Linked DNA regions of Mus musculus: all the other regions are linked to region 3. The links are chromatin loops, found by intact Hi-C in ENCODE. Cell type or tissue: heart. All regions are shown on one strand. Region 1 has its middle 3.7 kb from the start of Gm29688. Region 2 overlaps Slc35f3 (solute carrier family 35, member F3). Region 3 has its middle 6.6 kb from the start of Gm31069.

Region 1 (2,500 bases), 1.0 Mb after region 3:
GGAGATGCTAACATTAAGTAGACTGTAGTGTTCTTCCTTCAGTGAATATTTGTGAGCTAGCTTTCAATGACCTTCACAGTCCAATCAAAAGAGACAAATAAATGAAAAGTTAAGTAACCTGAATTATGCAGCTCACACTCGCCATTAGCCATTAACTGAGTGCCATTAAAGAATGACTACATGGCGCTGGCAAGATGGCTCAGCAGGTAAAGCCACTTGCCACTTCCTTTTAAAACCGTGTGTGTGTGTGTGTGTGTGTGTGTGTGTGTGTGTGTACTTATTTTATGTGCATTGGTGTTTTGCCTGCATGTGTATCTATGTGAAGGCAACGTGTCAGAACTTTCAGAGCTGGAGTTACAGACAATGGCTGAGCTGCCCTGTGGGTGCTGGGAATTGAACCCAGGCCCTCTGAAAGGGCAGCCAGGACCCTTAACCACTGAGCCATCTTCACACCTCCAATGTGATTTTTCTTTTTAAAAAAGATTTATTTATTTATTATTTATATGAGTACACTGCAGCTGTCTTTTTTTGTTTTTTTTTGTTTGTTTGTTTTTGGTTTTTTTGAGACAGGGTTTCTCCGTGTAGCCCTGGAACTCACTCTGTAGACTAGGCTAGGCTGGCCTCGAGCTCAGAAATCTGCCTGCCTCTGCCTCCCAAGTGCTGGGATTAAAGCCATGAGCCACCACTGCCCAAGCAAATACTCATGTTCTAAGCATGTAATACTCACCAAGATGTGCCAGAATTCAACCACTGAGACCCTGCTATTAACTTAGTATGATCTTAAGACAGAGATGTAAAACCCTGAAGCCCAAATGTACAATCATATCAACTGCTTTTTACCATTCTGAACCATACTGGTTCAATACAGGTCTCTCTTAACTGGCGTTAAGTCTCAAACACGGGACAAAAGGCTGAGATGCCTATTAATATATCAAAGCTGCTGCTGGCTGGCGGGTTCTCCCAGCATCCCTCAGTCCCTACCTGTTTCAGAGTCCTCCTGGCTGGCATACCCCATTCCCTAGCCTTAAACTTCTCCAGCCTAGGAGCTGGGTTTCCCTTCCCCCACTGCTCTCCCCTATATAACCTAGCCATTCTAGTTACGTGGCATTTTCGCCGTCTTGCCTTCTTGGCCGCTGCGCCCATTTCTTCTCCCCTCTTATACTCAGGACTCTTCCAGACACCTCTAAATTTGTTTTCTCCCTTATTTCTATGATAAACCTTCACCTCAACCCCTTAGGAGCAGTCATGTCCTCCTTTTAATTTATCTTTTTCATTCAGCTGGCTTGATAATTCACACTCATTATTCTCAACCAGTAATCTTAATCATTTTGACCTCAAGTTCTTTGAGCTAATGGTTTTCCCAAAAGGCTCCCAAGCCTCATATTGATTTAGGAAGGCATGACTGCCATCTAGTGGCAATCTATGAAAAAGCAAGCTATACAATAGAGAAAAGGATTCCCCTTTCATAAATTGACTCAGTCCACGTATATTTTCTTTTTAATTTATTTTTACTCTCATGTGCATTGGTGTTTTAGCTGCATGCATGTCTGAGGGTGTCAGATCTTGTTACAGACAGTTGTGAGCTGCCATGTGGGTACTGGGACTTGAACCCCTGTCTTTTGGAAGAGTAGCCAGTACTCTTAACCACTGAGATATCTTTCCACTTTCAATCCACACATATTTTAAAAATAGCATTATATGCCATCCCAGACATGCTGGTACATGCCTATAATCCCAGTGCTCAGGAGGATCACTGCAAGTTCAAAGGTGACCTGGGTTGTATAGGGAGACCACGCACACGCGCGCGCACACACACACACACACACACACACACTATTTGTGTATTGTCCTACCCTACTGAAAGATGGACTTTTTTTAAAAAAAGCACTAGCCCCTTGTCCACCTAGCTTACATATCATTGTGAATGCAGCAGCACAGACTAGGCATGGCCAGCAGACTGAAGTGGGTAATGAGAGGAGGGAGGGAAGGAGAGGGAAGGAGAAAAAGAAGAGAAACGGGGCAGAAGAGAAGCTGAGGAGCCATAGCCACATGGCTGTGTTATATAGGCAAGAGAAGCTGGGGGAAGGGCAACAAAGCTCAGGGGCTGGAGAAGCTTGGGACAGGGACAGGGAATGCCAACAGGATGACCCCGTAACAGGGATTTGCAATGCTCTGGGTTAAATAGGTACCTCAGTCAGCCACTTGTCCTGAGTTTCTTTGAGACCTAACAACACAGACATGAAGCCCCTCTGCAGAACAAAGGGGCATAATCGCTCCTGTGTTTCTGCCATTTCCTTCTCACTTAGCTAATTAGAATGATCCTCTGAATAAATGCTGTATTAGCCCGATACTTAGAGCTTTGTTCAGTAACAGTCAGTGGCATTACAAAGCACAAAAGAGTTCGTTTATACAATGGGGCTAAACATGTCTTCACTGTTACAAGAACTCTGACTTTCTGATTCAAAATAAATCCCTCTTATCCTTTCACAAGAATCAGGAC
Region 2 (2,500 bases), 430 kb after region 3:
TATACCAAGTTGGCTTCAAACTTGCTGTATGTTAAGGATGATTTTGAATCTCCAATCCCTCCCTCCACCTCCCAAATGCTGGAATTACAGGGTTGTGCCTGCAGGGCTGGGGATGGAAACGAGGACTTCTTGCATGCTAGGCAAAAACGTTCCACCAAATGAACCACATTCCCCTCCCTGTTAATTTTTCTTTTGCTTATTAGCTGAGTAGAAGGTAAGTCATGGTTTGTATGAACCCAAGATGATAACTAACTAACTCTCTCTCTCTCTCTCTCTCTCCCCTCCCCTCTGCTCCCCTCCCCCTCCCCCTCCCCTCCCCTCATTTTAGGGAATGCTGTCGGTTCTTTGGAGACAATGGCTTGACTCTGAAAGTGTTCTTTACCAAGGCAGCACCTTTTGGTGTTCTTTGGACTCTCACAAACTACCTGTACTTACACGCAATAAAGAAGATAAACGCCACAGACGTCTCCGTCCTGTTCTGCTGCAACAAATCATTTGTTTTCTTGCTGTCGTGGATTGTTCTCAGGGACAGATTCATGGGAGTGAGGGTAAGTTCTCCATTAACTGTCTTGCCCCTCTCTGTCGTGCCCAAACCCCGCCCTGCAAGCAGCAGCTGCTGACCGAGGTCCTGATCCTCAGAAGGGTGCGGTTCTTGCTATGGCTTTCAGGCCTCCTTGCTTGCTACCCACGCTAGAGAAGCATTTGTGAGAGCAACTTTCATCCCCGACATTTCCACGAGCATCCCCTAAAGCTCGTACCAAGCAGGGAATCAACCTGGTTTATGTGTCTGGGAGAGGCTCGGGGCCTTGCCTGAACCATGTAGCCAGAAATGCCAGTGCTAAATTAGAGCTGAGAGCTGGGGCAGGGCAGTGGGGTGGGGATTTCACTTCAAACTGTTGATCAAGGGCAAATGCGATGGCATTCCATGAATGGCCAGAATTTTGCCAGAGAAAATTGCATAGTTGATTGAGAGCTAGCCAGATTTCATGACAGCTGTGTGCAGCATGGTAAGTGCAATGCAAAGTCCCAGCAGGAACATGGAAATGCCTAACCCAAGGAGAGGAAATGGGTGCCATTGGTCAAGGACAGAATCTTGGTGGCTCTCTACCTGCTCCCTCTGGTGGTGAGGGGCTGCCTCTGCTGTTCTTCTCCTTGCCACAGAGTAGGCCAGAACACTGGTCACTTAGAGCACAGCTGATCATCTCCTCCTTCCTTCCTGAAGCTCAGGGCCCGGTGCTGGGTAGCCTCACTCGAGCTAACCTTGCTGGCAACCATCAAGAGGCAGACTCCGGGTCCTCTGCTTCTGTCCTTGCTTCACTGTCCTGAGACGAATGACATCACCTTTAGGGTGGGCTTACGCCCACCTGAGTTATACAAACAGCAGTGGGGACGTGAGTCAACTGCTGGTTCATATTTTTAGCTTACAGCAGGGGGAGAGTTTGTTTTGAGGCTCAGTGTTAATTTTGGAATAAAAACTCACGCCCCAGGCTGCCACCCAGAAAAGCCTTCAGTAAATCAATGATCTAATATGTGTCTGGAGGGGCTGCAGGTGCTTCACACAGACTCAGAGCTAAAGACTTGGGTGTGCCGGGGTCACTAATCCATGGTTATGCCTTTGCAGGCTTTACTTAGGGGTCAAAGAATCAAGAGACTCCATAGAGCTTTGGGGCATGATGCAGATGTCCCGAGCAATTTTTTTTGTTATGGGAAAGAGATGCTTCAAGGTCAATGGCACAGAAACAGAAAGAGATGTGGGTGAGAGTAAACTTGAGCTATTCAGCCGACTTGCAGAACACAGTGTGGTTGAGATCTGTGCTCGTTTGTTGTTTGTGGGTAGGAGACTTTCCTATACCCTTCTACTGGGATATAGCCTGGCAATGCTAGCCTCTGTTTAACGTGCTCTCTACTGACCCCTGCACACTACAGGTTTGTGTTAGGCTTTCGGTACTCAGTGGGTGCTGTAGGGAGAAGCTACAGGGCCGCATGGATGACAGGATGTTGTAATATGCATACACTGTGCAGGCAGGCATGCTCTCCTTTTAGAAGTGCATGGCCGGTCACTGAAGAACTTCCCACTGTAGGCTACAGGATCAATACAAAGCTCAGAAAGCTCATGGAATCCATGAGGCAAAATGAGAGACAGCTGGCGGCCACTCAAGTCCTTGTCAGGGATGGGCAGTTCCTGCTTCTAGGGAATTATCAAAGTCTTACTAGTTACTGTAGCTTCCAGCCTGGGGGTTGGGTGATCAATGCCAGCTTCATAGACGTGAAGGATAGGACCAAGGCTCCTCCTTGTGGAGGAGAAGACTTGCAAGAAGCGGGGTTATGGGGCAGCAGGGGCAGCAAATAAGACTTGTGTGGTTAAAATAATTGCTTCAGTCACCCAGTTACAGCTTATTGAAGATGGGAAGGGGCATCCGCAGTTCTAGTGACCTAGGTGGTGGACAGGTCCAAAATGTAAGGAAACATATCTTCTAATACTCTGGAGACCCTGGTCACT
Region 3 (2,500 bases):
AGGGCAGGCTATGGACCCGGGGAGGAATGGAGGTTACACAGTGGCGCCTGCTCTAAATGTTTCCGACCCTGAGATTAGAGGGTGCAGCTATTCAGTCCTGTCTGTCACTGTGAGCAAGCACTGGCTGAAGCACCCAAGGGGGGGTGGTCCTGTTTGGGGTCAAGGAAGGTATGGAGGGCACTGTGGACCAACTAGCAGCAGAGGGAGCTTGGAGAAGCTGAGCATCATGACAGCAGAGGGAAGCAGAGTATAATGGTTATTCCTGGTTGTCACCTTGACTAAATCTGGAATGAATGACAACCTAGAATTGGAGGGCACACCTGTGATCTAGATCTTGAGGCTGGAAGACATAAGTTTCTGACCTGGATCTTGGCATGGAGATCTTGAGGCACAGCGGCTATGAAAAGCTTAGGCCCAGGCAAGGCAGTGCACGCCTTTAATCCCAGGAGACTAAAGCAAGGAGCTCTCCGAGTTCAAAGTCAGCCTGGGACAAAGCAAGTCCCAGATCCAGGCATGGTGGTACACACCTTTAATCTGGGCCACAGCTTCTGCTGGAGACCTACACGAGGACATTGAAGAAGGAAGACTCGCTCTTCCTTGCCTGCTTGCACTTACTTGCCAGCACATCCTTTGGAATCTCCTTCTACAGAAGACCAGCTGAAACAACTGGCTTCGTGGACTAGATCCTTAGACTTCCATTCACAGCTGACCATTGTTGGGGTAGTTGGACTATAGTCGGTAAGTCATCAAAACAAATTCCTTCAATATAGAGAGACATTCCCTAAGTTATGTGACTCTAGAAAACTCTAATACACAAAGAAAAGCTAAAGCCCTTGAAACCCACCCAACCCAGTGGCCTATATCTGCCTGTTGTGCCCATGTCCAGAAGGCTCCACTGCCTTCCGAGGGTTCAAACACAGGAGCCTGTGGAGGAACAGCTAGGCACTGACTAGTTTTGGGCTTAGCCACGGTGTAATTCAAACATATTGATTGTTAGTTCAAGTCTCCAAACCATCTGGGCTCTTGATGTACTGAGGCCTCTGATAAAGGCACCCTCCTGGTGTGGGTCCAGCTCGTTTATAGCCAGACACAGAGTGGGAGAGACTCAGGCTGGTGGAGGCACCCAGGTGTGCTTCACTGAGACCGAGCTCACCATCCGGGTCTGTCTCTGGAGTTTGCAGCTACATACGGGATACAAGCGTAATTCAAGCCCACGAACTTGGTAATGCTGGTTTCTCTTCACCCAGACTCAAAAGTTTCCAACTATGGAAACCCGCTTTTGTATTGGGCTTTATGCTTCCTGTCCACGAGGTGGCGCTAACTACACGTGACGGTAATGTTGGATTCTCCTCACCCAGACTCAAAGTCGCAAACGTTTTTGTATTGGGCTTTATGCTTCATGTCCACTAGGTGGCGCTAAATACACATGACTTCACAGATCAGGGCGCTCAAGGGCTTGGGTGGAGAATCAGTCACAATCACCCTTAGAAGCAAAAGGCTGAAGGACAGGGCTTGGGAAGATGTGGGATGGAGGGGAAGAGAATGAGTCATTCGCAGCACGTGTGCGGGGAGGGGAGCTCTCACGTGTAGCTCAGCTGTGTGTCTGCAATGAGCAGGATTTTAAAACTCCAAGCAAGGACGGTCTCCAGTGTTTGCGCTCAGTTTAGGCAGAGGTGAACCGTGTCTCAAGTAGAAGCTGCTACCCCCTCCTCAGACACTAGCAAAGGAAAGTACTTCCTTCCACATCAGGGTTCTCTAGTGGGACAGAAACAATGGGATGAGAATCTAGGGGAACCCAGAGGGAAAGGAGGAGGGGGAGGGGAGGAAGCAGAAGAGGGAGAGAAAGATTGCATGTGTGTGGAATGTACTGGTGTGTGGAGGTTCAAGGACAACCTCGGGGTTTGCTCTTCAGGAGACATCCCTCTTGGTTCTTTGAAATGGAGATTCTCTCTGGGCTGGAACTCACCAAGTAGGGCTAGCTGGGCTGGCCAGCAAACCCCAGAGATACACTTGTCTTTGCCTCTCTGGTGCTGGGATTGCAGGTGTGAATCACCAGCCCTGGGTTTTTGAAATGTACCCTCTGGGGGATGAACTCAGGTTCCCTGGGTTTTCGAGGCGAGCCCTTTACCAACTGAGCCATGCGCTCGGCCGAGATATACAGCTTTTAAAGCTACACTGTCTTAGACACTCTAGGTTGTGTGTCGTAACTACACACAGGATAAGAGGCTTATTGGACATGTCCCAAGTACTTGGTCAATAAGGAACCCCCAAGGCCTAGAATTTCCCATCACATTCCCTCTGTGGAGATCTGTGGGCCTGCAGCCCAGTCTTTAAACCTTCTCCTTCCCAATTCACCTCTTATACTTGGAATTGCCTTTACCTGCAGTTACACAAAACCTGCGGCTGAAGTCAGGTCAGGTAACGTAAGAGACTGGATCTGTGGGCCCTGTGTTACTAAGGAGAGAAGACGGTATAACCCCACGCTTGCTCACGCTCTTGT

The links. Peaks named below come from ENCODE experiments on the same cell type or tissue, not always from the same donor. Only the 100,000 strongest peaks of a DNase experiment are listed, where the experiment ranks them.
Region 1: it touches region 3 in a loop (8-fold over the local background); 2 of 42 quality-filtered maps call a loop at or near these places.
Region 2: a loop joins it to region 3, with 2.5 times the contacts of the local background. A loop is called at or near these places in 4 of 42 quality-filtered maps.

Annotation. Positions count from the first base shown.
Region 1 is chr8:126,974,507-126,977,006 of GRCm38, forward strand. No RefSeq gene overlaps it. Among named protein-coding and RNA genes, the nearest start is that of Gm29688, 3.7 kb to the right of the region's middle. In heart, a CTCF peak has its summit at 1,419 (motif pointing left); no DNase peak of the experiment used is centred here; H3K27me3 peaks cover 416 bases.
Region 2 is chr8:126,381,787-126,384,286 of GRCm38, forward strand. It overlaps Slc35f3 (solute carrier family 35, member F3), which reads left to right. Exons shown (of 8, transcript NM_001363500.1): 4 at 329-548. Among named protein-coding and RNA genes, the nearest start is that of Gm51604, 39 kb to the right of the region's middle. In heart, a CTCF peak has its summit at 1,118 (motif pointing left); no DNase peak of the experiment used is centred here; H3K27me3 peaks cover 327 bases.
Region 3 is chr8:125,949,082-125,951,581 of GRCm38, forward strand. No RefSeq gene overlaps it. Among named protein-coding and RNA genes, the nearest start is that of Gm31069, 6.6 kb to the right of the region's middle. In heart, a CTCF peak has its summit at 1,348 (motif pointing right); a DNase peak (open chromatin) is centred at 1,400; H3K27me3 peaks cover 201 bases.